Linked DNA regions of Homo sapiens: regions 2 and 3 are each linked to region 1. A link is a loop called in an ENCODE intact Hi-C map of the cell type or tissue named here. Cell type or tissue: Caco-2. All regions are shown on one strand. Each heading gives the region's core, and the rest is flanking DNA. Links, peaks and the distances in the headings are about the cores only.

Region 1 (10,489 bases), core at 2,091-7,090:
CCAACCCTCAGATCACAAAGTGGGACATCTGCCACACCTCAGGTGCCCCACCTTGTGCTCCTTCTCTAACATCACTGATGAGTTTTGTCTGGTTTCAACTTTATATACATACCATGTGGTTCCATATGGGTCTGGCTTCTTTCATCCAACATGGTATGTCGTATTCTCATTCATTCTCACTGCTATGTAGGATTCCACTATGTGAATAAACCACCATTTATTTATCTAGTCTATATTGATAGGCATTGGATTATTTCCAGATTTTTGCCATTATGAATGGACCACAGTGAACCTTACATACATCTCTGGTGTAAAGGCTTGTACAGGTTTCTCTTGGGCATGTGCCCGGGAGTGGAATTACTGGGTCATGAGAAATACACACACACACACACACACACATTCTCAATGTCTGTATTTGTTTTTGCTTTTGTAGATAGTTTTCTAAAATGGTGTATTTAGCTGGGCATGGTGGCTCATGCCTGTAATCCCAACACTTTGGGAGGCCGAGGTGGGTAGATCACTTGAGGTCAGGAGTTTGAGACCAGCGTGGCCAACATGGCAAAACCCCGACTCTACTAAAAATATAAAAATTAGCTAAGCATGGTGCCAGGTTCCTGTAATCCCAGGTACTTGGGAGGCTGAGGCAGGAGAAACACTTGAACCCGGGAGGCGGAGGTTGCAGTGAGCCGAGATCACACCGTTGCACTCCAGTCTGGGCAACAAGAGCAAAAGTCCATCTCTAAAACTAAAGTGGAATATCAATATAGCTCCCCCCAGCAGTGTGCAAGAATTCTAGTTGCACAGCATCCTTGCTAACACTTGATATTATTATTTTCTGCTTTTAAAGTCTGGAGATCTGCAGTCCAAGCTGTTAACAGAACTTACCTCTGAGAAGAGAGGCTTGGCCCACAGAACTGTCACCTGGTTTTCACTTTCTCCTGTATATGTACTTCTGTACTTTTAAAATTTTTACCCTGAGTATGTGTGGAATTTTTTTTTTTTGAGACGGAGTCTTGCTCTGTCGCCCAGGCTGGAGTGGCACAATCGTGGCTCACTGCAAGCTCCGCCTCCCGGGTTCACGCCATTCTCCTGCCTCAGCCTCCCAAGTAGCTGGGACTACAGGCGCCTGCCACCATGCCTGGCTAATTTTTTGTATTTTTAGTAGAGACAGTGTTTCACTGTATTATAAAGTTTCACTGTGTTAGCCAGGATGGTCTCGATCTCCTGACCTTGTGATCCGCCCACCTTGACCTCCCAAAGTGCTGGGATTACAGGTATGAGGCACCGCGCCTGGCTGGATTTTTTCTTATTAGAAAAAAAAAAATCAGGAACTCTCACACTCTAATCCTGTCTTCAAATCCTTAGTGAAAATTGGCTCAATACATACACTGAAGTTGAATTTGTCTTATTTTTCTCCTTTTAAACACACACACACACCCTATTCAATTTGGTCAGTAAAAACCTTAGAGCCAGATTTGGGGCAAGTGTGCAAAACTTTATAGCACCGCTTCATTTCATTCTGAAATTTAATACATATCTTTTCAAGCTGCCCTAAATCCTCTTGGACAATAGGGGATAGAGGGAGCATAAATAATACCCGTTAAGAAGGAGAATATGCAGGTGCCTCTCACTTGGGGAAAAAAGAGGAGAATATTAGTCTACACCCTGTCAAGATAGTACTATGGCAGAAGCCAGTCCCATTTGTTGTTGCCAAGAAAAAGGGAATCACAGCCGGGCACAGTGGCTCACGCCTGTAATCCCAGCACTTTGGGAGGCCGAGGCAGGTGGATCACCTGAGGTCAGGAGTTCGAGACCAGCCTGGCCAACATGGTGAAACCCCGTCTCTACTAAAAATACAAAAAAAATTAGCCTGGCATGGTGGCAGGCACCTGTAATCCCAGCTACTTGGGAGGCTGAGGCAGACGAATCGCTTGAACCCAGGAGGTGGAGGTTGCAGTGAGCCGAGATCGCACCATTGCACTCCAGCCTGGGGACAAGAGCGAGACTTCATCTCAAAAAAAAAAAAGAAAAAAGAAAAAGGGAATCACTACACCAAAAAGGAAGACACAAATTAGCACACACCCAAAACAAACAGGGATGTTTTAAATGCTTACACAAAACAGCCTTGCTTTATTTTTCCACAAGCATCTAGCTGCTTGCCTTGGAGCGTATAAGAACTAAATTATGGACCTAGATTTCTAAGTAACTTCAAAGTTTACTGCAGATTTTTTTTTCCATTAGAATTTAAGAAGCAGATTTCCATTGAGATGGTAAACTATAAAACACAGAGCCTTTTAAATCTGTCAGTTGTTTGGCTTATAATAATACTGGCCAAAAACATGATTCTCCACTAAAAATGTCAGTGTTGGTTGGGAAGCCAAGCATCATCAGCCTTCTAAAATTTACCCACCAGGAGTATTACTGCTTTTCATTATAACACCAGTGGAGCTTGTAAGAGAGAAGAAGGGAAAAAAGAAAGCTTTCACCTAGCACCTGGTCAAAATGAATCACTTTGTTAATTATGATCTTAATCAGACCTCTATTTGCTTATTTTTTAAATTTTAAACACAACTTTTCAGCATCTTCCAAGAAACAATTTAAAAATCCAGAGACCACATTTTGAGAAATGTGCTTGAAGATAACAGAACCTCAGATACTGCTGTTAGAGGGGTGGGAACAGACCAAGGGGGTCAGACTTCTGTTTATTAATATTCAGCCCAGAATGAAACTTCAGGCCTCTTTTAAATAAAATATATGGAAAATATAAGGGGAAAGCTACAAGGTTCCACTCCGTTAGAAAAAGGGCATTTTTAAGAAGAAAATTGTGGGGTTGTGAATGTAAATTAGAGGCTAATGTACAGCGTTAGGGCGTGGAATATGCTCCAGTGGTATACTATCATCAACATTAAAATTGCCATCAGCCGCTCAAGTGATAAGGTCAAGTCATATCTAGTTTGCATATAAACGAGAATACACAACAGTTAAAACACACACACACAAACAAACATGACAACAGACTGGGCTGGGTGACGTGGAAGCTCTCTGCCAGCTGGGCAGTTTGCGACCTGAGTCAGTCCTTAATATCCAGGCCCTCGAATCATGAACTATCCCACCAAGAATGTTTTGCATGCTTAAATGTATTTTTATATTTCCTATTTCCAAGATGATAAACCCCTTATTAGAGAATTGAGATCCCTGTGGGTTTCTTTCCCTGTTCTTAAATTACTTCTAAAGGTAATAGGAGAGGGCAATGTTGGTGGCCAAGTGGCAGTCTTTTTTTTTTTTTTTTTTTTTTTTGAGACGGAGTCTCGCTCTGTCATCCAGGCTCGAGTGCAGTGGCGCGATCTCGGCTCACTGCAAGCTCCGCCTCCCAGGTTCTCACCATTCTCCTGCCTCAGCCTCCCAAGTAGCTGGGACTACGGGCGCCCACCACCACGCCCGGCTAATTTTTTTGTATTTTTAGTAGAGTCGGGGTTTCACCATGTTAGCCAAGATGGTCTCGATCTCCTGACCTCGTGATCCACCCGCCTCAGCCTCCCAAAGCGCTGGGATTACGGATGTGAGCCACCACACCCAGCCTCAAGTGGCAGTTTTTATAAGCCACCTGTGAACCACCTTGTGGGTGCTGAAAGGACAGCAAGTTTTGAAGCCTCTTACAGTACATGTATGCAGATGATTATTGTGTATATCAAAGTCTCCCCCCAAAAAAACAGCCACCTGATGGAAGGAAGAACCCAGCCAACGTGGAAAAGAAAAAAAAAGAAAACTTTACAAGCTCTTCAGCATTCGCTGGAGTGGAGGGATGTGCAAGTTTAAGTTTAAATCCAGAAATTGTGAAGAGAACATTTCAAGAAGTGGAATAAAATTGGACTTACTTGGGATGGTCTCTAGAATGTATGACGGTGGGGTTATTTATTAAAAGGGGCTTCAAGGCCAGATGGAAGACATTCCTCGGTCTTTTGCTGAGTCAGTGAATGTACTTAAACTTTGCCTACCCTCTTCTGTGAGTTGGTGTGTGATTTTACATTGCTAAAGGATAACGTTGCAAACTTTATGAGGCTACTGTGAATAGCTAATGAGGGCAAGCAGTCGGGCTATATAAATCAATATTATTAATTGCACCAATAATAAACATACAAATTCCATTATTAGCCTTAGCATACAACTGCTTGTTACAAAACCATGTACATTTTAGTGCCTGCTTTTTTTTGCCATGGGTCCATTAGGGAATTCTTTATTGTTTTTATATTAAAGCCTAAAAAATATAAAAGCTTGTCTTTATTTTTCATAATGCCGTCATTTCAAAATAGTACACCCACGCATGCATGCATGTACACATATAAACACGAAACGAAGAAAAGAAAAATGACTTAAGTTGCAAAGTAAAATGAGAAAAAGACAAAAGGTTCCTTGTAGCCCCAGCTGCAGGAGAATAATAGGTTCAAAGGGGTTTTACCGAGAGAAATGATGCTCAGAGCAGGGAGCAGAGAGGCTGGGAAGGAACGCAAGGACAGCTGAGGAGGCAGGCGGGGCGCCCTGGAGACGTTGCAGAGAGCACAGCAGCTGCTGAGGCCAGGCAAAGGTTGCATTCCTGCCCTCCCAGGTACCTGCTTTCAAAGGCTGAGCCATCCTCATTTATTATTTGTTTTGTCAAACATTAAAACATTCCTGCCACTGCAAAGTCCTACGTCTTAGACTCCCAGGAATAAATAAATGAAAATCCAGGACACGGTTTCAGGACTCCTACCACGTGCCATGCACTATCACAAGACAAATAAATCAGGACCCCAGTAGGGAATTAATTAATCTTCCAAGAAATGAAGAAATGGGGAGATGGTTCTTTGGGTGATACCTTTCCCACAGGAAGAAATAACAGAAGGTATTTATGACATTTTTCTTTTCCTAGTTGCTGCAAATTAAGAATCACAGGCTTTTACTTAAAAACATGTAAATATTGGAGGAGAGGGGATGTCTTCACAGAGTTCAAAATGATGGTGAAGAACCGGTTTTCAGCCAGGCATGGTGGCTCACGCCTGTAATACCAGCATTTTGGGAGGCCGAGGTGGGCGGGTCACTTGAGGTCAGGAGTTTAAGACCAGCCTGGCCAACATGGTGAAACACCGTCTCTACTAAAACTACAAAAATTAGCCTGGTATGGTGGCACACACCTGTAATCCCACCTACTCGGGAGGCTGAGGCGGTAGGATCGCTTGAACCCAGGAGGCGGAGGCTGCAGTGAGCCAAGATTGTGCCGCTGCACTCCAGCCTGAGTGACAGTGAGACTCCATCTCAAAAAAATAAAATAAAAAATAAAGAACCGGTTTTCAGTGCCCCAATTCCTAGATGTAATTGGGGTATTTGGTACAAGAGGGGTTTACCAACCCCAACTACATGATGAACTTACTTCCTTCACCAAGTACCCAAAGACAGACAAACCCAGCTGCAACAACAGCCTCAGAGAACACAAGAGCTCCCAGGCTCACACATCACACGACCCCCAGATTCTGACATAAGACATAGATTTAGGGACCTCGTTGAAATCCCTGGTGATGTGAGACCCCACGAGTGTGCCATCCTTGTGATAAGAGCTAACATCACTGCAGCAAGAACTTTACTTGCATCCGTTCACTGAGTCCTCCCCAGATCCAAGAGGCAGGAACTTCCATTATCCCCACCGTACAGATGAGGAAGTGGCCGAGGCTCAGACAGCGAGGAAGAGATAATCAGCCAGAAGCTGGCCTGGCCCTCGCAGCTGGCCTTGGTATACTCTCTCCTGTCGAAGAGACACTGACATCAACACAAGGCCACAATTTCACAAGACAATTTCGGCAATGTCACAGGACACTGACCTCACACAAGGCCACTCTGACCATGATGGGTCAAAACATAAACAAGACTTCTCCGTCACTCTAGTCCTTGTGGATGCAATCACAGTATGACCCCAAGTCTTGTTCCCGACAGCACCTAACCAAGAGCAAAGCTCACTTCCTGGACCCCTGCCCTGAAATCACCAATATTATCCCCAATCCCCGAGTCTCTTCTGACCCCTCTTAGGGAACTGCTTCACACTCCCAAAGCGCCCAGGCGGCACTTTGAACTTATTCCCCCACACATGTGTCCTGGGGGTCTTTGTCTGCAAGGCATTGCCAGCAGCCTAAGGCCACACATCTGCTGAGTCACAGCGCTGCGAAGGGCAGGTTGGGACCCAGGCCATCGGTCTACAGAGCCCATGATTTCCCTACTGCCTGATCTGCACAGGGAGCGGTCATAGCAAAGACACATTCCTTTCTCAGCACAAAATGGCAGGGCCTGCTGCGAGCATTTGGATTTCAGGAGAGCGCTGCAGGTACTTTACCTATTGCAGTTACTCTTGTTTGGGGTTTTCCCCTAGATACAAAAGCAAAGTTGTGACAGTCACTTGATAATCTATGGCTCTAAGCATTCCTGGGAGTGGGGAGCAGAAAAATGAAAATGGAGAAACTGAAACTTACAATGCCATGCCACGGTCTCCCCTGCCCTCCCACATTATACCCCTCTCTCTCTCTCTCCCTCCCTCCCTCTATCTCTGTCTCTCCCCCATCTCTCTCTCCCTCCGTCTCTCTTTCCCTCTCTCTCCTCCCTCTCTCTTCCCCCCTCTCTGCTCCATCTCCCTCCCTTCCTCCATCTCTCTCTCTCCCCCCTTACCCCTCCCTTTTCCTCCCTCTCTCTCTCTCTCTTCCTCTTCTCTCTCTCTCTTCCTCCCTCTTTCGTCCGCTCTCCTCCCTCCCCAAATATATATATATATATATATCTCCCTCTCCCCAGCTCTCCCTCCCTCTCTCCCCCTCCCTCTCTTTCTCTCCTCCTTTTTCTCCTCTTTCCTCTCTTTCTCTCCCTCCCTCTGTGTCTCTCTTTCCTTCTCTCTCTGCCATCTCCTTCTCCATCTCTGTCTCTCCCTCCTCCTCCCCCTCCCCCATCCCTCTCTCTCTTTCCCTCCCTCTCTGTCTCTCTCTCTTTCTCTCTCTCCCATTTCCTTCTCCATCTCTGCCTCTCCCTCCCCCTACCCCTCCCTAGCTCTGGCATTCAGGGATTCGTATTTCCTTTCTGATGCTGGCAACCAGAGGCTGCTGCGCAGTTTCTCTTCTCAGACACCCTGCGGTGGCTGACTAGTCAGAAGGACAGTGGAAGAGGGGATTCGAAGCTGCATTTGCAGAGTAAGCACAGTTTCTAATCAGATCAATGAAAATAACAAAGTTTTCCAATGATGCTCTCACTCACTGGTTGCATAATCCTTTGTTAATGTTTATGTATTATTGTCATTTCTTTGGGGTGGCCTGGGGATAGGCAGACAGAAACAACAGGGAGAGGTCTAAGACCCTCGTCCCCAGCCACTCCTTGGTAGGGTCACTCAAGGTTCTGTCTTACTCTGCTTTATCTCCTAGCTAGACAGGGGGAGATGGGGGTCTGCGTGTCTTTTGTCTCTGGGTCCTCGGTGTTCTGCCCCTGTGCCCCTCCACAAATGTCTGCTCAATGAATGAAGGCCGTGAGGTGGAAAATCACCAGGGCTTGGACAAAAGAGAGATTTGCAAATTTGACATACACACTAACAAAACGCATCCCCTGTCCCCTCCCAACTGCCTCAACACACTGGAAATGATCTGTGGGGACCCTGTAAAATCTCCCCACAGTGAATACCATGCTCACTCACTGCCTCATCAAACATTTATCACACGGTTCTTCTGCCTCACACTGCCATGGGGGAACAATGAGGTAAATATGCCGTTCTTACCCCTGAGAAGCGTGGAATCTAATTATCTTCTAGAGATGCTTTGGGGATCTGCTTACTAAATCAATACGAATGATTCGTAATTAGAATATCAATTATTTGTATGCAAATGTGGTCTTCTGGGTGATTGGGGACAAGTCCTAAGGAGCAAAAAAACTTCCCCCACCGTGCCCCCTCAAATTCTTAATTACATTATTTCATTCATTCATCAAACATGTATTGAGCACCTTTTATATGCCAGGCACAGAGATTGGGACCAAGAATCCATCCCCTGGTTGCTCACAGTCAGGAATGAAGAATCAAGGTGTTCGGGGCCTTGGGAGAGAGCTTGCTTCTTGCGGGCAAGGGGAGAAAGCATGAACCTTCTTCCATCCATCCTGACTGACAGCCACCTAGTTTACTGAGACCTTCAGCTGAGGAGCCAGCCCTGCCGGAGTCCTCCTGCCCAAGTCTGGAGGAGCCTCCCTCAACGTGGGCAAGGGTTAGCAATATGATTGCACCCCTTTTTGTAAAGCTATGGGGGTGCCTGGTTCTATGACTACCCCATCCCCCATCCAGGTTCTGAGCTACTGGGTCTGAGTGGGGATTTTTGTTTGTTTGTTTGTTTGTTTTTGTTTTTGTTTTTGAGACAGGGTCTCACTCTGTTGCCCAGGCTGGAGTGGAGTGGCACGATCACAGCTCACTGCAGCCTCAGCCTCCCGGGCTCAAGCAATCCTCCCACCTCAGCCTCCTGAGTAGCTGGGACCAAAGGTGCGCACCACCATACCCAGCTAATTTTCGTATTTTTTTGGTAGAGATGGGATCTCTCTATGTTCCCCAGGCTGGTCTTGAACTCCTGGACTCAAGCAGTCCTCCCACCTCAGCCTCCCAAAATGTTGGGATTACAGGCATGAGCCACCTGGTCTCTGAGTGGGTTTTTTTTTTTTAACAAATCCTGTGTGCCAGCTTGTCCTGAAACTTCAACCCTTGGTGACCCTGAATCTTCATTCATTCATTCATTCATTCATTCATTTCTTCATTTGTTCACACACTCTTCCATTTGTTGAGACTTTGTTATGCTCCAAACCCTTGCCAGGTGCTAGAGGGTAGAGTGTTCAGCAGAGATGGATCAGTCATGGAGCTGGCTCTCTAGTTGGGAGACAGATAGTAAAAAAAATTCACAAATAAGCCCATGCCCCCGACTCTCTCACCATGGCCCCCACTTCTGAGCAACGTTCCCTCATCTGCCCCATGGTCTATTTCATGCAGGTCCTCCATCTCCAGCTTCTCACTGCTCTGGGGCAAGTTACTAAACCTCTTGGTGCCTCAGTGTCCTCATTTGTACACCAAAGAACATCATAATATTACTACCTCTCTGTTGTGAGAATGTATGAGGAATACACACGCAGCTCTTAGAACAGTGCCTGGCATGGAGCACTTGACCAATGGTAGCTGCAGTTGTTGTTATTATTAGTGCATTCTCTGCAAAAAATAAAAATAAAAAATAAAAATAAAAGCCAGGTGTGGTGACACACACCATAGTCTCTTGGGAGGCTGATGTGGGAGGACTGCTTGAGCCTGGGAGCAATCAACACTGCAGTGAGCTATGATGGTACCACTGCATTCCAGCCTGGATGAGAGAGCAAGATTCTGTCTCAAAGAAAGAAAGAAAGAAAAAAAAAAACCACTAAAGATGCTACACTGCTGGATTTGAAGATGGGGGAAGTGGCCATGAGCCAAGGACTGTGTGTGACCTCTGGAAGCTGGAAAAGGCAAGGAATGGGTTTTTCCTAGAGCCTCCAGACAGAACACAGCCCTACCATCACCTTAATCTTAGCCTTATGGGACCCAGTTTCGGATATCCGACCTCCAGAACTGTAAGATCATAAATATGTGTTGTTTTCACCCACTTCGTTTGTGGTCATTTTTTACAGCAACCATAGGAAACTAAAACACATGCCAATAAGGTGCTGGACCCAGAACAGGAGAACAGCAGCTCAGTCCATGTGAGTGATTGTTATTCCCCTTGCCTTTCCCCGCGCAAGCCCCCGCAGCCCCAACCTTTGCAGCTGTTGTTCCTCAGCTGGGAGAACCCTTCCTTTTTTTTCTGTCTGGCAAGATCTTTCTTACGATTTTTTTTTTCCAAAACTGTTCTGTAACATCCTCTGAGGTTCTAAGTTTTCTCTCAGTCTCTAGAGTAAAGTTAATTGTCTCTTCATAGCTTTCTTCTCATCCATTTTCGTGTTTATCACGGATTGTGATGATTTTGTTTTTCTTTAACATCCCCCCGCCAGACAGTGAGGCTAAATGCGTCCAGTGCTGGAGGCTCACACAGTAGATGCTGAGGAAATGCAAAAAATAAATAACAAATTAAATACATAAATACTATAAGTAAATAAATAAATTCCATTAAAATCTGATTGCCAATTTTATTAAAAACCTGGATGAATGAATGCATTAAAGAAAAAAAGTGAGTGATGGGTAAGTGACTGAGGCCATGAAGGATGGGGGGACTTGGACAGCCAGAGGTGGCTGTGTTTCCAAAGGAGGAAAAGGGATGAAGAGGATGACAACAAAGTCACTCATTTCCTTAACACGGTTCAGCATTGTGTGTTCTGGTTGATCAGAGGGTCTGAGTGCCTGAGAGTTTGCCCCCTACAGAAGGAGGTTGGAAATTCAATTTTAAAAATGTTAAACAAGTTTAATTTTAGAATAGTATTTTTTTTGTTGTTTATTTAGAGTATG
Region 2 (10,489 bases), core at 212-5,211, 75 kb after region 1:
GGAGGGCTGTGGGCTCCTCTGTCTCTGGAGAGTCTGGTCATGTGGAGGTGGGGTTTATTGGGATGCTGGAGAAGAGCTGCCAGGAAGTGTTTTTTCTGGGTCAGTAAATAACAACTGTCATAGGGAGGGAAATTCTCAGTAGTGACAGTCAACTCTAGGTTACCTTTTTTAATGAAGAGTAGTCAGTCTTCTAGATTGTTCTTATACCACCTCTCAACCATTACTCACACTTCCAGCGCCCAGGTCCAAGTCTGAGCCTGACCTCCCCTTGGGGACCTAGCCTGGAGTCAGGACAAATGGATCGGGCTGCAGAGGGTTAGAAGCGAGGGCACCAGCAGTTGTGGGTGGGGAGCAAGGGAAGAGAGAAACTCTTCAGCGAATCCTTCTAGTACTAGTTGAGAGTTTGACTGTGAATTAATTTTATGCCATAAAAGACCAACCCAGTTCTGTTTGACTATGTAGCATCTTGAAAAGAAAAATTATAATAAAGCCCCAAAATTAAGAATTCTTTTGTCATTTTGTCACATTTGCTCTATGGGGGGAATTATTATTTTATCATTTTTATTATTTTGCCATTGGAAGGTTAACTTTAAAATGAGCCCTATCACTGAGAAATACGTGTTTCATGATTTAACTCTGTGTGTGTGTGTGTGTGTGTGTGTGTGTGTGTGTGTATTTTTTTTTTGGTTGTCTTCAGCTGACAGTATGAAAAATGAAACTGCTGAAAAAGCTGAGCACCTGGTCACCCTTGGCCTTCCATTGCTTTGGCCTTCAGTAAAAAGCAGCCTCCCTTCTAGGTCAGGGAACCATGCCATTGAGACTAGTAACGGGCGTTCTGGGCACAGTCCCACTGTGCACAGGTTTGAGAGGACAAGTTCATCAGAAGGAAGGCAGTCCTTAGAAGTCACATACGTTGAGCCACGTTGCTCCTAAGCCTGGCTCTGTCAAGCTGGGTCAGGGGCCTTGAAACTGGAGAAGTGGAAGTCTATGGTTGGTCTGAGTAAGTAACTTCCTGTCTTCATGAAAAAAGTTGACTTTGAATCCCAGGTACTCACAGAAATGGTGAACAGACTTAGTTGTTACCCAGGCACCCATGGATTGTGTTGAGTGTGCAGACAGGGAGGCCACCCCAATAGGAATTCGTCTCCAGGATTTTTCCCATGTGTCCCCCAGTACTTATAAAAGGGAGTGAAAAGACCGAGCTGTAAGGCATGTGCCTTCTGCCACCTGACTTTCCGTGAGGGGACTAAAATTTACTAATTGTAGTTGCTGCAGCCAGTTAAGTCCTGTAGCTTCCAGGCCCTCATGTCTTTGATAGGAGAGTGCTTAGGTGGTCCCCAACAGTGCCTAGGGGTACAGTACAGTCCCATTACACTAGAGCAGGGCTCTATTTATTTTTAAAGGATATGGCCGTGTGTTTTGATAAAACTTTATTCACAAAAACAGCCGGGTCATGGGATTTGGCTTGTGAGTCTGTAACAGTTCTTAAAAAGAATATCTGAGAAACTACTCTGTTTTAGACCTTTGAAGGTGATTTAGAGTTTTGTGTACATCTAGGAGAAGGTGTTCAGCTTCTCAGAGGATGTGGACATTTTGGTTGCAGCTAAAAATCAGTCTCTGAAGTCTCTCTCCCTTCTAGAGGTTAGGACTTGGTGAACATGTTTGTGGGCCTTTTGACTGAGTGGCAGAAGGAAACTGCTCAGGAAGAGAAACAGGTGACTGATGGGAAGGTTGATTATTTTCTCAGTCATCCTGGCAGCCAAAAATGTGCCAGGAAAAGAAAGAATGTGGAGCACGCGTGGCTCCTGGAGGACTTGGAGATGCATGCACATTTAGGGTGTTTTCCCTAGAATTACATAATGAAAAAAAGAATAAGGCAAAGAGGAGGTGAATATGGGGCCTGTCACAACGGCCTGCCCTGCCCCAAGAGGGTTAAGAGTCAGATAATCGGGACGAAACTGGCATGGAAAGAGCGAGCCTAGGGAGGATGCCGCTGGGCAGTGTGCATGGGGGAGCTGCTGCCAGGCTGCCCTCCAGTCTGCTCCTGTGGTTACTGGCTCCACAGCACCTCAGAGAGGGCGGCCCTGGCTTCAGAAATGCCAGCCATAGTGCTCACAAATGCAGAAGAGATGGAAGCGGTGACAGAATCCTGAAAGTTTTTATTGATTGAAGTTTTAAATTGGTAACTTAAGCTTCCTTGGCACGATACAAAATACCTCTTAAAGACAGCAGGCTTTTTTATTTGTAGGTGTGAGGAACTGGCTTTAACTTTTTTCTCCTCCTAGTTTGCATGTTTTCCTTCTCTCGTCTTCTGAACTGCTGGCACCAGCAGTAATACATACTGATAAAATCAAAATTGATTTTTACCAGTGGCCAGTTTATGGCTAGAGAGACGACTTATACCTCCATAACACAGAAGGGGGAAAAATGAAGAACCTCCAGTGATCCGTGAAAACCTAAACGCTTTCAAACAAATCCCAGGAACAGAATTGCTATCGAAAGATATCATTGCCCAGTTTGCAGGCTATGTTGAGTCAGATAGAACTGAATGTAGTGAGAGCTCAGAGCTACAGAGCCTTTCAGATGAATTTGAAAACAGACTCTGTGTGTGTGTGCATGTGTGCATGTGTGCATGTGTGGCATATGTGCCGTATGTCAGTAGCTTGACAGTTTTCAAATCGTGCCTATATTTTTTTGCATACACAAATTTTTGTGTTTGCAAACTCAGAATCCATGCCAAAATACAATGTTATATGTCATTTTCAGCTCCTTCTCTAAAGGAATGGCCCATTTCTCATTGTAGTTTGAGAAATACATGTATGAAGAGATAGGGGTCTTGGGCTTCCCAGTGTCACTTTGAACACCTGAATAACATTTAACTCCTGAGACCTTCTCGGTGTAGAGGCCACTGCTTCCCCCTGCTGGAGATGGCATTTCATTGAAGGGCCTCTCGTGGCTTTCCCTGCCCCCGGCTGTCTGGCCTGAAGAAGGAGAAAGAACCAAACTGAACTATGAAAAGTTACCACTCTGAGGAGACCTCTCTTAATTAACACTTGGGGCCATGTTTGCTGTTGTTGAGAAGGAGTGTTCTCAAAGATGAGCTGGAATGGAATTGTATTTAGAAAGGCCCCTGCAAAGTATATAGATGGATGACTCTAGTTCATGACATACAAATCCCATAAGGCCAACGACCACTCTTCTGGAACACCAAGAGCAGCTCTGAGATCATGCTGGCCCTACGCGAATTGAGTTTCTGTGGCCTAATTGGATTTGGAGAACGCCTTCCCTGGCCCCTTTTCCTCAGACAGATCTGCTCTGATAGGAACCTTTTCAAGAAAGTTACTGTTGTTTCAATGCCACTCCTTACCTGTATAGAACATTTCCAATACATTCGCTCATTGAACTTAATCCTTGCAACTGTGACTGGGGGGTAGATGGCTCTGTTTGCATACGAAGAAATAAAGGCTCCAGGAGGTTAAATCGGGCAACTTTTTAGAACTAAATCAGTCTCTGTAAGGCCTACATTGCTAAGATACCATTTCAGCTCTGAAAATCTGCTTCAGGGAAGTGAGTGGATGAGGCCTTCCTGCCTCAGCTACTCTGCCCGTCTGTACATCTTTTGTGTCTGCCTCCGTACCTTATTCAGTTATTTTCACACTAAAGTAAGTAGAATTAAGACTGTAGTTCAGATGCTTTTTCTTTTTCTGTTGGAAACTGAACACACTACAGACAGTGAAAAAAGGTACATATTCCATTTTCTCATTGCCTGAAGATCTCTGCTGATGCTCCTGGAGAATGACTTTGGGGGCTTTAGAAAGAATATTGCCAGTCCGTCTCGGCAAGGAGATGATGGGAGCGCTTTATATGGAGGCTTTACATGACTTGTAAATTAAATGTGAATGAGGGCAGTTGATTAAAATTGGTATTACAGAAGGGCCCTGCTGAGGTTTGAAAACAGCTGAGCTGCTGATGTCTCAGGCCTTTCCCTGAATTAGCACTGCGGTTCTCCAGGATATCAGCAAAGAGGGCAAGTAATAGAAGCCCCTGATAAGGAGCGTCAGCCGACAGGCAAGCTTGGGAGGCTGTGGGAATGGGTCTGCCCCCAGCTTCACAGACCTCTTCCTCCAGCCTCTGAATCCCATTAGCCACAGCCTAGAACATTAGCTGAGCTGCACAAGCTCACCCACCCCTGTGCCAGGGGGCCCTGACCTCCCTCCATGCCATGTTTTTGGCTGTATCTACGGCACTTAACAATAGGGGCTTTTTATTTTCATTACAGAGATATTTTGAAAAATTTAAAAGACATGAACTCACATAAACAGTTATGGATGATAGTTAAAAGAGAAACGGGTGGAGGTGGATGAGAGGTTGTCTTCATGAATATAATTACTTGAGATTTTTTTTTCTTAATGGAATTAGTTTATTAGAAAATGTCTGTGTTAAATCCGTAGAAAAGGAAGAAAAGTGTAGCAACAAAAATGTAGCCATTATCTAACTTGCCATAAATATTTGCAGTTATGATACCTTGGAATGTTGCCACGATATGGATTGCTTTGATTAAAAGATGTCAGTTGAATAAAACAGTACTGTGGGAGAATCGCTTTCTGCTGCTAGATAAATGCTGATGTTTATTTTTAAACCAGGAAACATTGATCCTGTAACAATGCCCGATTACAATTGCTTTATTACACCCCAGGGCTGATGGAGATGTAATCACTTGGCTAATGGATGTGGGTGCAGGACAGATGCTCGCTTGCTGGCCTGCTTTCCTGCTTGCATTCTGATGAGCTGCAGGAGTGCGCCTGGCCTTCTGCAGGTGGAGCTGCTGTCAGAGCTTCGTTTCACTGATACCCAAAGCCATGTCTGACTGAAATAAAACAGGTTCCCTTTTTTTTTCCCTTTGGAAAATGCCAACTAAGGGAGACTAATCAGATATCTTAACACAATTTCATCCAGGCTTAGTGCTAACAAGATTGCGGGGCTTTTTAGGGTTTAAGAAGATGAGAAATGAGTGTGCACGTTTCACACGTTGACTTGCCGGTTTTTCCATGTCATACAAAAAAGTCCTGGCTGTTTCTCCGAACTGGCTGCCTGCATTCCCGTCTTTCTTTTGTTTTTAAGAAATAGACTGAATTCAGCTGTTAATCCTCTAGTACAGTATCCATGTTAAAATGTTTTTCCATTGCATCTTTTATGTGAATTCAAAGGTCAGAATTTATTGTCTGTGATATTGAGACCATGTGTACAAGAACTACTTTTTGCTTTTCATCATTCACTCCTTAGCAAACGTTTCGTAAGTACCCTCTGTCTGTTTGCTACTATATGAGGTGCTGCGAAATTAGTGGGCGTGGCTTTTTATATTTTTCATTCGTGTGTAGCCTAAGTAAGGTGACTCAAGATGATACACCGAGAGAAAAATGCAAAATATATTTGGTTCTCATTTCTGTTGCTGTCGTTTCCTTTTTAAAGACGATTTATCAACTGCTGCCATTTGGAACTTCCTATAAGAAACTAAAAATGATCTATTTCAGTGTTCCTTTCGCCTTTCCTCTGCTTTCTGAATAAATGGTTTCAGTAACCCATGCTGTTCTCTCCCTATTCTACGTCTTTCTCCCTATGTTGAAAAAAGATTCCCACAGTTTCTGATGTGTGTGTTTATAGTCTTCAATGTATGTTAACATGTTAGGAACTGAGTATCTTAAGAGATGTCTTAGAATGCTTTAGTTTTCATAATTTGTCCTTTATGTATTTTTCATTGTATTTGCTGTTTTGACATGGAAGTAATTTAAAAAGTTGGTGCAGGAAAGGACTCTTTACTGTTGCACATTTTGGTTTTCTGATATGTAATAAATTCATGGCTTGGCAGCTGACATGATGTTTCCCAGAGAGAAGGAGATGTATTTCTGCAGGGTCCAGACCAAAAGAGCCATTTACAGCATGTTCTCCCATGTTCCATTATCAGCCTGATGAAACCTGCCCTGCCAAGGCATAAACTTTTGTACTAGCTGTCTCCATATTATGTTCAATAAATTCTGTGCTCTGAATATATTTAAAGGATGCTTCAGTGTAAAATTATTTTGAATGGATGGCTTAATTCCATTGAGATAGGCTTTGGAGTGTGGACTAGAGCCCGTTGCTCGACTCTCACTGCTTTGTAGGAACATGAAATTGGTTTAAATTAAAATCAGAGACCTTTTGCACCAGAAAACAGATCTAAGAGATCACTTAGGTCAACGTCTTCATTTTACTGATGAGGAAACTTTTGCCCAGAGAGCTTAAGCACAGGGACCAGCTTGCATGTCAGTGTTTTCCTATTGGGGGAAGTGTGTGTCATCAGTGATTTACAAAGGTACCCACCTGTGTAAATTGCTTCCAGCTTTGAAAGGTGGGTGGATTCTGTCTTTTAAGTAGTGGTTGACAGTTCTCCATCTTACAGTGTTACCTTGTTAAAACGTTAATGAAAACAATTTTAACTTCTTTTGGAAAAGTAAGGTGGGCAAATGGTAAGACTTCACACAAGACCAAGGGGTACACAGTATACAAAATCAGGTTTCCTCCATTCCCAAACCTTTCTTTCTCCAGAGATATCCTGAACTTTCCATGTGTTGACTCTTTCTGGAGATCTTCTATGCACATATATGTCTGTGTATATACAGCCTTGTGTTTTCCTTTTGTTTTGAGACAGGGTCTCACTCTGTCATCCAGGCTGGAGTGCAGTGGTGTGATCACAGCTCACTGCAGCCTCCACCTCCCAGCCTCAAGCAATCCTCCCACCCCGGCCTCCTGAGTATCTGGGACCATAGGCATGCACAAGCATGCCTGGCTATCTTTTTTATTTTTTTGTAGATATGAGGTCTCTCTGTGTTGCCCAGGCTGGTCTCGAACTCCTGGGCTCAAGCCATCCTCCTGTCTCAGCCTTCTAGAGTGCTGGGATTACAGGCGTGAGCCACTGCACCCAACCATGTGTTTTCTAATACACATGCAACAGCACACACTAACTGCTCTGTTGTGCATGTTCCTTTTTGGACTTTGAAGTTTATCTTGGAGATATTTCATGCCAGCCCACATCATTCTTTATGGCTGCATAATTTTCCTCTGTATGTGCCCTTAATTTACTTAACCAGCCCTCTATGGAGGTACGTTTAAGCAGTTTCTAGTCTCACTGCTAAAGACAACGCTACAACAAACACTCCTACAAATGAGCAGGAATATCACAGAATCAATTTGTAGAGGAGCAGTGGTTGGCTCAAAGGGTGCCTGCATTTTAAATTGTGTTAGATGGCTTCCACATTGCCATCCAAAGAGGAGGTACCAATTCATAGTCCTCGCAGGGTCTGCTGCTTTACGCTTTGCCAGCACCTTGCGCCATCTAACTTTTTGATCTTTCCTCACCTGTAAAATGCACGTGGTGTCTTACTTTGAGTTTGTGGTTCTTTGCATGAGGTTGAGCAGTTGTTTATGTATGTAAAGGCCATTTGAAAACACGATGAAAACCCAGAGTGAAGTAAGGTCAAAGGGAGCAAAGGTTTATCACACAAAGGGCTGATGGCAGAGCAGCAGAAATGAAGAGGCTAAGGGCACACAGTCATGAATGTGGAAATTGGAGTCTACCTTGTTTTACTAACAGGAAAAGGACTTGCAGCAAAGTGTATCGAAGTGGATTGGGCAGAGGGAAATAAACAACCGTTCATGGCAACTGCTAGAGCTCTGATTCTTGACCTGTACTGGCCACCTCACTTGCTCTCATCTGGCTGCATTCATGTCATTCTTGCATCTCTGGGGTCCTTTTAACCATGGCCTTCCCAGAGGGTGCAGGGGAGGCAAATGTCAGCATCCCAGACCAAGGAGAGCTTCTGTAAGAGAGACTGAAAAATGGTGATGGTCATTAAAGAGTTAAAACCCGAAGCGTTAAAACCCCAACTGTGAAGGAGTTTTCTAAACAGCAACACAAGGAGCTATTTTGAAGAAGTGACCACACTGATTTGCCATTATCTCTGGTTAGTGCATTAGAAGACAAAACCTGCTACCTGATAATTTGCCAAGGAGTAATGGGAGTGACATGCCCCATTAGAAACTGAAAATACTCTTCAGAAATTGCACTTAAGAGTCTAGAGTTTTCTTTTTTTCCAAGTAGAACTTTGGCCTCTGTTTTCTTAGCAATGTTTGACTGCTAAAATCACTTCAAAGAAGAAAATAGTACAAATTTGAAGAAACACAAAATTAGTGTTACGGACTTTCTGAAAAATGTTACCTTTATGCCACTTCAAAAAATGTTAAAGAAATGTATAGGGAAGACAAGAAGCTTTTTAAGTCAAACCAAGACCCGCTGTATATTTTAACCCCACCCTGCAGTCACATTGTTGGTCCTAAAAGTGCCTCCACACTAAAGAAAATACTCTCCATTAGTAAAGAGAAAACTACCCTAGAATATTCATCCAGCTTATGTGTGAGGAAGGGCTGGCAGTCCACGGCTAGGGCCCTGGCATGGTCCCCACTTTTCCTCCTGTTTCCCAGAAGCTCAGACTCCCAAATGCTCTGTTCTCCCATGAGTGGGCCCGGCTGCTCTGCTCAGCCCTCTGTGCTCCACCACTCTCGCATCCCAGAGCATTCGAAACCTCTCTTAACACGGTCTGCCCTTTACTGGATTGAAAGCAATTTGAGGGGAAGTTCAAGGTTTTTTTGTTGTTGGGTTTGGTTTTGTGGTGTTTTCAGTTTTTTTTTTTTTTTTTAATACCAAAGTATTTTGTGTGCATAATATAAAAAGCCAAACAGCTATAACAGGCTCATAGTGAAAAGCAGCAGGCTCATATCGCCCTGGGCTACCTCTTCCCAGAGGTTGCCAGTTTAGCACATTGAACTGTTTCTTCTGATATTAACATCTACATTTCCTAATAATGTGGTTATATTACTTTTTCTTGATTTTTCACTTCTATATATTATCTATTGATTTCCTCCTAAGGGAGATAGGGATTTAGCTCTAATAATCTTTCTCCCAACCACATCCCAAGCATAGATTTCTTTCTCTCTCCCTCTCAGTCATGTTATAATTTTTGGCTACATCAGTATACTTTTGCATGATTAAGACTACTGAGATATTGTTTACACCTCTACCTTAAATGTGCTATGCTTATATTTCCCTTTTATGTGTAATCCTTTGTTTTCCCGGAGTCACTACGTCTTAGTGTCTTGTTTGCTCAGTTTCCTATGTATCTATCACAAATTCAGCCCAGACCCTGATAGAAGTGTGAATCTCAGCACAATCACAACACCTCAGGCAATCTGATTTTTCTGGTTTTCTTAGGTCACTCCTGGAGCTCTCTGTTCTCCTGCTCCTCTCTGGACTGACTGCTATCTGAGCCTACTGCACAGCTCTCATTCCAGGGCCTTCACTCACTCTCATCTTTGGAACTCCTTTTGCTCTCTTCTGGATTGGACCCCTTCTTTTCTGGATTTCTAGCTTCCTCTCTCTTACTATCCCATTTTGGGGGTGCACATCCTTTAGCAAGTCTCTGAGCAAGGAGTATGTGGGACATAATTTTTTTGAGAACTTTACATGTTTGAAAATGTCCCATTCTGCTCTTCCACTTGATTGATAGTTGCACAGGGTATAAAACACAAGGTTTAAATCATTCTGAGGATTTTGGAAGCATTGTTCCACTGATTCCAGCTTCTAGTGTTTCCTTTAAGAAATCAAGTGCCATTCTAATTCCCAATTCTTTTTTATTTCTGGGAATATTCTTCAACTTTAATTTCCAACCTTCTTTTGATTTTTTTCTGCTAACATATTTATAGTTTTCAAGACATCTTTCTTTTCCAGTTATTCTTTGTTACAGCAACCTGCTCCAAGATGTATGTATATTTTTTTTCACTGAGGATATTATAGCTCTTTGTTGCTTTGTTCTTTTTTGTTGTCGTTCTGTATTTTTGTATGTTGTTCTGCTTGAGACCAGAAGTGTTTTGTAATTCAGATTTTTTTGGATTTTGGGATATTTACATTATACTTCCCAGTTAAACATTCCTAATTTGAAAATCCAAAATTCAAAATGCTTCAGTGAGCATTTCCTTTGACCATTGTGTCACCACTCAAAAAAGGTTGTGGATTTTGGAGCATTTTGGATCTTGAATTTTCATACTGGGGATACTTAACCTGTATCTAAATTTTTAGCATGATACTCTGCCCTGGGCTGTCCCTAAGTCCAAAGATTTTCGGGTTAAACTTTTGGTTTCTTAAATTGGTTAGGGATGGGATCTAGGAGTAGAATTCCTTTTACAGACTTGTAAAACATTTCAAAGATTCCTCCTGTTTTTAGCCCTACTGTTCTGTTGGCCTCTGCCATGCCTAGGGCCACCATTTCCTAAGCCTTAGGGGGATTCATGGCACAAGTGGACTTGCTTCGGAGCTGTGCCCTTTGACCAACCTGCTTTCCACCTTCTGTAATCTCCCATCAGTGATAAATTACCCATCAGCTTTCCAGATTCCAGAATTTTG
Region 3 (10,489 bases), core at 2,061-7,060, 50 kb after region 1:
GTTTTGTTTTCACTCCCTTGAAATTAAATCTGCCCTTTGGCAATAAATAAAAAAGGGCTAAACAAACTTAATTTTACTTTGTGGGAGAAAGCTAAATGGAGTTATTTTCTTATTTAAGCTAAATGATTTCTGACATTAAGCTCATACCATTTCCAGTGATTGGCCACTGCACTTTACTGATTGTGAAACGCCAAGAGAGATGAGGGCTGAGCAAATTGGAATATACTCAAGGGTGTCAGTTTGGTGCATGTCTGATGGTTTTCTCTTCTGTCTGGGAGTGCATGTATTTTCCAAAATCCACCTTTTGAAAAATACTGGTAAAGTGCCCAAATTGAGAATTGGATTTCAGAATTAAGGAGATGTCAGTGATGGGTTGGAGTTTAAATGTATTTTAGAAATGGAATAAACTTTTAGCTCATTAGAACTTCTCCATCCAAGAAGGAGCTGTGGGGGAGTGTGTATTTATCTTGTAAATATCAAGTGACTCAGTGTCACAGAGGCTTCTGCATCAATAGAAGCTACTGCTCATTTGAAATGAGTATCTCTCTGGCTTTTTCCATGATAGATTTTGATTGTGATACACTTGGCTATTCATTTGACACCTAAAAGAAAATGATTCACCTCTTTGGAAAGATATAAGGTGTTTCATTATCTGATCGTTTCTGCAAACTCTTATTCCCTGCATCTCGTCTCTCTCATTATGGTGCACCCATGCCAGCTCTCCCCCTGTGCTTCTCTTGAGTCTGCAAGACCTGATCTTCGAATCAAGTTATTATCTTGAAGTCAGGAGGGTCGAAGCCAGCATTGATTGAGGGGCTTCTATGTGCTGGACCTGCACATGTACTATCTCATGTCATTTCTCTTACCTGCCCTGTAAGGGATGCATTGTCACCTCCATTTTACTAAGAAGTAGACTGGTGGTCATAGCATCGTGAAACTAGCAAATAACAGAGCCAAGATGTGGATCATTCTGACTGGCTCTGAAGCCCATGCTCTTTGAACTGCAGCACTCTGGAGAAAGGAAGGAACTGGGATTTTGGCATTTCTGTATCCTCTGGATATGTATGGTTTAAATTTTTCTGTTGACATCAAGGGCAGCTGAAATCTTTTGTTCCCCTCTTCTATCTACTTTCCCCCCCTCGATTTCCATGCCTGTATCAAATTTGAGCAAGTTTGTCAGTAGATGAAAATTACCAATTTTTATAGGAAGAATAGGGAATGCAGCATGGTTTTCTGAATAAAAGAATCTCAGTAGGTGGTTGTACAATGTTAGTGTGTTTTCTGATATAAAATATAAATATGTATGGGTGGGTGTATGTGTATGTCTCTATCTCTCTCTTTTTTTTTTGAGACAGTCTCACTTTGTCGCCCAGGCTGGAGTGCAGTGGCGCGATCTCTGCTCACTGCAACCTCCACCTCCCAGATTCAAGCAATTCTCTTGCCTCAGCCTCCCGAGTAGCTAGGATTACAGGTGCGTGCCACCACACCTGGTAATTTTTGTATTTTTAGTAGAGACAGGGTTTCACCATGTTGGCTAGGCTGGTCTCAAACTCCTGACCTCAAGTGATCCGCCTGCCTCGGCCTCCCAAAGTGCTGGGATTACAGGCGTGAGCCACCGCGCCAGGCATCTCCGTCTCTCTTTCAGGAAGATCCATTGTTTCCCCATCATAGGAATTTTTAAAAAGTAAAAGCGAACTCTGCCTTTGTTCTGATTTATGATTGCTTACTCAAGGAAGACCAAGACTTTGTGGTTGTGGCCTTCCTTTGGCAGATAAAGTAAGGCACAGAGTGTGGCACAGTCATCAAGGGTCACTTGGATGGTCATGGCAGCACTGCTATTTGAAGCTAGTGGCTTGGCTCCTGATCCAGTGCTCTTTCTGTCATACTAAACTGCCTCAGTAGTGTTAGAGGATGACCCCACTTATGAATGAATGTAAAAAGTACCATCATTCTCAAAGTTTAATGTATTTGGGGGAAAAAGTAGTTGAATAATAAAATGTCCATGTGTCTGTAGACTTTCTTCCTAGATGAGACAAGATCATATCTGCACCTTAGAAAGAGCTCCTTTGTTATTATTTGGTATTTAGCTCAGTGCTTGGGGGGAACCAAGGTGAAACCAGATGTCATTGCATTTCTAGGACAGCCTTGCAAGTCAGCAAAGGAGGCCAGCCCCATTTGCTGCAGTTGTATGTGCTGAGGGACCACTGCATCATTTATTAGACATGCATAGCTTGGGATAAAAAGCACTGCCTTTTTCCAGGAGTCCTCTTGGTATTAATACAGCTACATGATGACATCTTGGTGAGTCACTAGAGTCCTCAGGAGGAGGAGGATACCAGTCGACAGGCAGTGCAGATTATCCAAAAGCCAGCCTCCCCTTCTCCCCAGATATGCACATGGCCAAGCTTGGTTTTACCCACTCTCTTCAAAGATTAGTGGATTTGAGGTCGGGAAACCTGAACAGGAAGACCAGTTGTGCTGTTTAACCAGTCAGCTGAATTTTGACCAACCTATTAACCTTTCTAGGTTCTTGTTTTCTCACTTGTAAGGTAGGGAGAATAGTGTCTACCTTACAGAATATATACAAATACTGCAGAATCAACAGCATGGTACAAGAGTGGTACATTTGTACGTTCGTTGTTCTTCCACTAGCTTTGACAAAAACCGGCTAGTTTTTGAAGAAGGTGGATTGCATAATACTTGAATTGACTGTTTAGAAATAAATTACCCCTATATTTTATTTATTTATGGACCTTTGCTAATTTTGAGAAGAAATTTGTGTTTTCTCTTCCTTGTGTAATATTCATTTGTTTTATAGTGAAAAGTTGCCAGTACATTTTCAGGTATAATCTTTAAAAAGGTGGCCACCACATCAGCTTAAAATACTGCTAGCATTGCCCTGCCCACCACCCAAAGTGTCACTACATACCTGAGAAGGACATGACCAGTGCATTTTTCCCATTTCTGAAAACCCTTGGAATGCACTAGCTATTCGGGAAGGCTGTAAATCATTATTTTAAAGAGAGGAGGGAGGGAGGGGGAAGGAAAGAAAGAGAGGAGGGAAGCAGGAAGGTGGGAAGAGAGGGAGGGTTGATGGTAATGATGTCTGCCCATGGAGCTGGCACCTGTGCTGGCCAGAGGGATCAAGGTTTTGAAGGCACACAGGTTCAGATTGTGACATGGAAAGCCAGATGTCTTTCAGAGAAACCCTGTGAAGCTCTTTTTACCTTTTCACATTACCCTGATATTCAAGGGACCTTACATTGTGCTTCAAAAGTTCAGGCTCTGACCTATCATGCTATTTTCTTCAGAACACGGCAGATCACTTATTGGGTCCTTAAAAAAACTCCCTTTTATAAACTTAGGTGGTAAAGTAACAGTTGGACACAGGCATAACCTAAACTTTTTGTGTCAGTGGATTATAATATGTGGGCTTTCCCAAAGAGTTGCTTTAGGCCCTGGCCCCTTGGACCTGTGATTTGAATCCTTTTCTTTGTCCTTTACATGGGTGCTCGTCTCATCTCATTTTTATTGTAGCCCCTTCTGAGGTTTGTGCTTTTTGGATGAGGTCACATGGTAGATAGGGGGTGCAGGGGGCTTTCTGTTTGCATTCACTGGCCCAGAATACTGTGGTTTTGGCCCGTTGCTCCATGATACATACTATCAACTAGAGATGGTTTTGAATTATTTAATCTGGACCTCAGCAAAATAGGTACACTTAAATAGAGATTGAAGAAAGGGAGGTTGGAATTTTTTCCTCCTGAGATTTCAAATGTAAGGAATAAAGAACTTTTTGAATTAACGAATTGTTTTGAGGCAGTGGGGATCTTCCCATTTGTTCTAGCTTTACAAAATTAAATCTATTTTCTGAACTGTACGGTGGGAAAATATTTTTAAGGTACATAATTTCTGAAAATGTCTTTGTGGTAAGCTGTTAGTGGTTGTGGATTTTTTTTTTTTTTTAGTGCTTCAGTTAATAATGAGGGAGTTTTCCATTAATATTCCAAACCATGTTTGCCAGCGGATACAGCAGGTGAAGTGGTAAAATTATGGGCCCATCAAAAATACTTATGCTTCCTGTAATATGATATTAAGTTTAATATTTTTATAACCTTCACTGAATTCTAATTTCACTAAAGTAGCAAGCATGCGTCCATTTGCAGTTCAGTTATGCACATTGGTTGCCTGTGTCCCAAGCAAATTAGAAATGCAAAATATCTGTGTGTGGAGGGGGGCATTGGAAAGAGTCATTAAAGATACCGATATTTAGTTACAGATACACTTTACTAAGTGTACCTTGGGAATTGAAAATGGATTAAAGACAAACACAAAACTCCCAGTGTCTGAATCTGTATTTTAAATTAGAATTCAAAGGATTAAGGAGCAGTATTCATTCCTGACATACAGCCCTTTTCAGCACTCTTTTCAATCACATTTAAAGCATAAAGTTTTTCCAGTAAAATCCTCAGGACAGCCAGGTGCAGTGGCTTATGCCTGTAATCCCAGCACTTTGGGAGGCCGAGGCAGGCGGATCACCTGAGGTTGGGAATTCGAGACCATCCTGACCAACATGGAGAAACCCCGTCTCTACTAAACATACAAAATTAGCCGGGCATGCTGGCACATGCCTGTAATCCCAGCTACTCATGAAGGCTGAGGCAGGAGAATCACTTGAGCCTGGGAGGCGGAGGTTGCAGTGAGCCAAGATCGCGCCATTGCACTCCAGCCTGGGCAACAAGAGAGAAACTCCATCTCACAAAAAAAAAAAAAAAAAAAAAAAAAAAAAAAAAAAGAAAAGAAAAATCCTCAGAGCATGAACATCAGCAGCTCTTCTTGGATGAAAACATTGATCAGTTAATTTAAATGGATAGTATTGTGATTAATAATCCTTTTAAGATTTCCCTGACTCAGTTTAATGTAGCTGTTTGGTGGCCCTGGAGCAGTCAACCAGGAGTGCACCTTTCAGGTGCACTAGGGTATAAACGCACAGAGCCCTTAGACAAAGAAGCCAAACATTTATCCATCAAGCACTGATAGTGGGAGCTGCATTTGGGGAGTTTGAGCTTCTTAACAGCAACATTCTTCTTTGTTTGATTGTTTGCTTTGGAAGTCTCTGATAAGCGAAACTTTTTTATAAGTGGTTTCCATGAACCAGGCTTATTACTCTCAGATAAGAACAACTCACATTCATACTTTAAAAGATGTCTTTAATCTTTTTCAGCAGATGAGAGATTCTGCTTAAACAAAAAGTAGAAAAAAGAAAATTACCAACAAAAATTCAGCTTAATTACGCTTTTAAGGGTTTTTACAAGTTTACTGTAATACTTAGGTTTTTAAGGAAGAATTGTTACTTTTTTTGTGACTATGACACAGTTTATTCTTTACATTTTTAAATATCAAGATCAAGAGGACTTACACATTTTGTCTACCTCAGTTAGCTGAAGGTAACTTCAACTCTGTACAGCATAACTGAGAAGCAAAAAATAAGCAAAGTTTTAAGAAGCCAAAAGTGATTTTCTTTTCACTCATTATGGGTCCTTGCATACTTACACACTTGAGGGCTCTCCAGTCTTGAATCTTGTCTTGTTTATTCTTACCTTAGACTTACTGTTAACCCTGTCCTGGTTGCCAGCTCATCACAGATGAGAATAAAGGGAAAGGGGTACAGAGGTGGCCACGTTGAAAGCGGCCCATGTGACAGTGCATAGCAGACAGTGGACGGGCTGGGCAAGAACACCACCGAGAGCAAGTGCAGGGAGCATTCAGAAATAACAGTGGGGAGCTGGAATTCCTTAAGCCTCGGGGAATTGTTCTCCATGTTTTAGGTGATCAGCCCCAAGAGACACAGCTTGCAGGTTTCATTAAGATGGTATATAATGGGGGTTCATGTCACAACATAAGAGTAATCAGAAAAGGGGTATGTTGTATTCCATTATAAATGTTAGAGGAGATTGAAAAGTATGTTGGATTTTTGAAAAAGATTTACATTTTAAAAGATATTTATAAAAAAGAGTGAATAAGCCTTGTTATTTGGCCAGTGCCTGTATATAGCAGTCCTCATCTTCCATTGATACTGGAGAAAGGAGACCTCACTGTCAGCACATTTGTACTAGTCTCAGCACAAACAAATTAATCAGACTGTGAGGAGTTTGTTTTCTAAGACAGAATACACGAACTGGAAAATCCTGTAGAGAACACAAAGACACTTCAGTGTTAACTGATTTATAAATAAATGCAATTCATTATTTATTTGCTAGACTCAGAGTTCCATCCATGGGCCCCTGAATAGGCAGAGGTCCACCAAGGTGGTCATGATCTCAACGTGTTCTGGACCCTAAAGGATATAATAAATTTGCTCACAGTCTAACTAAAATGTCCAGCTTCTTTGCTTTAGGCTAGAATTATATCACCTTGTTTAGGTAATGCTGGTTATCTCCAGCTTATCAGGAGCTCTGCTTGGCATTTATGTATCTGTGTCTTTGATTAGTCTCAAAAAAGTGGATCAGTGACTTCATTCCGACCCTGTAAGCACCATATGGTAGAGGACAGTCTTTCTCTATGCAGGCTTTGTGAGAGGACGGGGAGTGCGAGACTGAGGGCACTGCCATGAGAAACTGGAAGCCCTGTCTTGCCCTCTTGGAAGGGAGGGAGTGACTCTGGGAAGTGGGACAGAAGAAAAGCCAGCTGGTGGGGGTAAAGAAGGGTTTCCTCTTTGGGCTTCTCCAAGGATATTTCTAGGGAGAGCATGATTCAGGAACGCTTTGAATGTTGGAAGAGAAGAAGGTGCAAACCTGTTAGCTAACGCAAAAAATGCAAATTAGCACCCAGAATGTGAGCTATTAAAACATTAAGTTCTGGTCTCAGTCTCATTGGGGAGAAAAAGCAAACATGTCAGAAGGAGCTTAGGAGTCTTGGAGTTGACAGTCTCCCAATAAAGTAAGGTGCCCACAGTAGGAACTGTGGTATGAAATGGTGTTTCAGCAGGAACTGCAGTGTTAGGAGGTATAGTACAGCACAGATTTTCCAGGTGTGTACCCTGGGCCAGCAGCAGCAGCAGCCCACTTGGGGACCTGTTAGAAATTGGAGTGCTCATTCTCACTGCAGCCCTGCTAACACAAAAATTCCGGAGGTGGGGTCCAGCAGTCTGTGTTGTAGCAAACATTCGTGGTGACTCTGATACTCACTGAAGTTTGAGAACTTTTCCCTCCAGAATTCTTATTTAAATTTTATTATATTTATATATTTATTTATTTTTGACAAAGTCTCTCTCTGTCACCCAGGCTGGAGTGCAGTGGTGCCATTTTAGCTCACTGCAACCTCCACCTCCTGGGTTCAAATGATTCTTGTGCCTCAGCTTCCCCAGTAGCTGGGATTACAGGTGTGTGCCACCATGCCCAGCTAAATTTTTTGTATTTTTAGTTAGGGATGGGATTTCACAATGTTGGCCAGGCTGGCCTCAAACTCCTGGCCTCAAGTGATCTGCCTACCTCGGCCTCCCAAAGTGCTGGGATTACAGGTGTGAGCCACTGCACCTGGCCTTGTTTGTTTAGTTATTTATGGAGTTGGGGTCTTGCTGTGCTGTCTAGCCTGGAGTGCATGCCGCTCTCATAGCTCACTGTAGCCTCAAATTTCTGGGCTCAAGCAGTCTTCTTGCCTCAGCCTCCCAAGTAGCTGGGACTACAGACATGCACCACCATGCCTGGCTATTCCTTACAGAGTTCTGTTAGTGGATTCAGTCCTGGAAGATGGGGTATATTGACATGTGAGTAGGGTAAGGGAGAATCAAGAGAAACGTGTCAGGCAGGGCCGACATGATAAGGGAGACTTTGATGATGATAGGAGAGCATCACTGGGTGTAAGGACATAGGGGCATGATGTGTGGCCTGAGTGATGCGCACACCTGTTGGAGCAGAAGGGAGGCCTGCCAATAAGAGACCAAGAAATCCAAGAAGGGCCAGATTGTGAAAAGCTGAACTGATTGCCTTTTACTTAGGAAATAGTTACTCTTATAGGAGGTTTTTGATCTGAGGAATTACCATGATACAAGTAGGGTATTAAGGTACGATTAAATTTGTGGAGTTTGTAGGGGCTAGGCAGGGTGATTTGGATGGGAAAGAAACTAGAAGAAACTTGGAAAAATCTAGAAGGATCTGTGGGCCTCAGCTGAGATTGTGGGCACGTAAAATGTGGAGAGAGAGATTTCGAAGATAAGATTGTGAGATTAAAAAAAAGTGAAGCATGTGCTGTAGTACTTGTTAGACTTTATTTGCTCTGTTACCGTTATAATGCAGACGAAAGTGATCTGTGATCTGTTACCATTATGATGCAGGCGAAAGTGATCTGTGATCTTTTACCATTATGATGCAGGCGAAAGTGACCTGTGATCTGTTACCATTATGATGCAGACGAAAGTGATCCGTGATCTGTTACCGTTATGATGCAGGCGAAAGTGATCTGTGATCTGTTACCATTATGATGCAGGTCCATGATCTGTTACCATTATGATGCAGACGAAAGTGATCTGTGATCTGTTACCATTATGATGCAGGCGAAAGTGATCCGTGATCTGTTACAATTATGATGCAGGCGAAAGTGATCCGTGATCTGTTACCATTATGATGCAGGCGAAAGTGATCTGTGATCTGTGATCTGTTACCATTATGATGCAGGCGAAAGTGATCCGTGATCTGTTACCATTATGATGCAGGTGAAGGTGGTCCGTGATCTGTTACCATTATGATGCAGGTCCATGATCTGTTACCATTATGATGCAGACGAAAGTGATTCGTGATCTGTTACCATTATGATGCAGGTGAAAGTGATCCGTGATCTGTTACCATTATGATGCAGGCAAAAGTGATTTGTGATCTCGTAGCATTATGATGCAGGCAAAAGTGATCTGTGATCTGTTACCATTATGATGCAGGCAAAAGTGATCTGTGATCTGTTACCATTATGATGCAGGTGAAAGTGATCTGTGATCTGTTACCATTATGATGCAGGCAGAAGTGATCTGTGATCTGTTACCATTATGCTGCAGATGAAAGTGATCTGTTACCATTATGATGCAGGCAGAAGTGATCTGTGATCTGTTACCATTATGATGCAGATGAAAGTGATCTGTGATCTGTTACCATTATGATGCAGGCGAAAGTGATCTGTGATCTGTTACCATTATGATGCTGGTGAAAGTGATCTGTGATCTGTTACCATTATGATGCAGGCGAAAGTGATCTGTGATCTGTTACCATTATGATGCAGGGGAAAGTGATCTGTGATCTGTTACCATTATGATGCAGGCGAAAGTGATCTGTGATCTGTTACCATTATGATGCAGGCGAAAGTGATCTGTGATCTGTTACCATTATGATGCAGGCGAAAGTGATCTGTGATTTGCTTGGGTTCTCAGAAGCAGCATTTAACTGCATTTAATCAAGTCATCATTACTCCAAGGGGTGTGTGTGTATGTTTTAAGTAGCGTATCTTCTGTGTTTCTTCTCTGTTCAGGCAACTCTGATCTTAATGATCCAATGTTTTATGACCCCAAAGGCCCTTTCTTAACAGGATCCCAGTTTGCAATCTGTAATACAACAGGCATTGTATCACAAAGCATTAATGTAGATGAGTAGTGACCTGGCTTCCAGGCTGTCTTCTGGTAACAGGCTTCTGTTTAGTGTAGTATCAGCAGATACATTTTAAAAGTAGGATAGATGGTTCATTTAAGAGGGCTTTATCATCAGTATTCACTTGAATACCAGAGATACTGGTGAATACCATTTGGTGTAGCGTAACAGTGCTTAAACTTTTTGGTCTCAGGACCCCTTTAAATTCTTAAAAATGAAGATGCAGCTGGGCACAGTGGCAGGCACCTATAGTCCTAGCTACTCAGGAGGCTAAGGCGGGAGGATCACTTGAGCCCAGGAGTTGGAGGCCAGTCTGGACAACATAGCAAGACCCCATCTCTTGAAAAAAAGTGAAAGTGAAATAAATTTAAGTTAATGGCAAACTCTTTTATAGTCTGCCATGGTAAAAAGTACATAATTTCTGTCACAATTTGCACATATGGAGCTGAAAGAACTAATGATTAGCAACATTCTGTCATGTTTTTATAAAGTTCCCACTAACAGGATAGAGCAAATTGAATTTGACATGAGATGATAGTAGCTGAGAAATACAAACTCTTTGATGTGAGTTAGGGGCCATGTTATGCAGGATGTGGATACTGAGATACTCCAGAAGTTTATGAAGTTTCACAGAATCTGGGTGTCCCAAGTCCTCACTGTGGCTGGCTGATGTAGGAGCCCACAAGCCAAGGAGAGCTGGTGATGAAAAACACCCCCATTTGCTGTTCCAGGCTGGTAGAAATCTAGAAGTGAGTCTTTGGGGCCTGAGCTGAGATTGTAGGCGTGTAAATGCGAAGAGATTTCAAAGATGAGATTCTGAGATTTAAAAAATGAAGCATATGCCATGGTGCTTGTTAGACTTTTTT

The links. Peaks named below come from ENCODE experiments on the same cell type or tissue, not always from the same donor. Only the 100,000 strongest peaks of a DNase experiment are listed, where the experiment ranks them.
Region 2: a loop joins it to region 1, with 9 times the contacts of the local background. A loop is called at or near these places in 5 of 110 quality-filtered maps.
Region 3: it touches region 1 in a loop (6-fold over the local background); 2 of 110 quality-filtered maps call a loop at or near these places.

Annotation. Positions count from the first base shown.
Region 1 is chr20:58,368,474-58,378,962 of GRCh38, forward strand. No RefSeq gene overlaps it. Among named protein-coding and RNA genes, the nearest start is that of VAPB, 16 kb to the right of the region's middle. RefSeq lists an enhancer at 4,385-4,886. In Caco-2, for the core only: no CTCF peak of the experiment used is centred there; DNase peaks (open chromatin) are centred at 3,595, 4,558, 5,069 and 6,177.
Region 2 is chr20:58,445,048-58,455,536 of GRCh38, forward strand. VAPB (VAMP associated protein B and C) reads left to right here. Exons shown (of 6, transcript NM_004738.5): 6 at 1-6,054. Among named protein-coding and RNA genes, the nearest start is that of VAPB, 61 kb to the left of the region's middle. RefSeq lists an enhancer at 1,430-1,931. In Caco-2, for the core only: a CTCF peak has its summit at 2,923 (motif pointing left); a DNase peak (open chromatin) is centred at 2,924.
Region 3 is chr20:58,418,658-58,429,146 of GRCh38, forward strand. The region is part of intron 2 of VAPB (VAMP associated protein B and C); the gene reads left to right. Among named protein-coding and RNA genes, the nearest start is that of VAPB, 35 kb to the left of the region's middle. RefSeq lists an enhancer at 8,868-9,562. In Caco-2, for the core only: no CTCF peak of the experiment used is centred there; DNase peaks (open chromatin) are centred at 2,934, 4,629 and 5,024.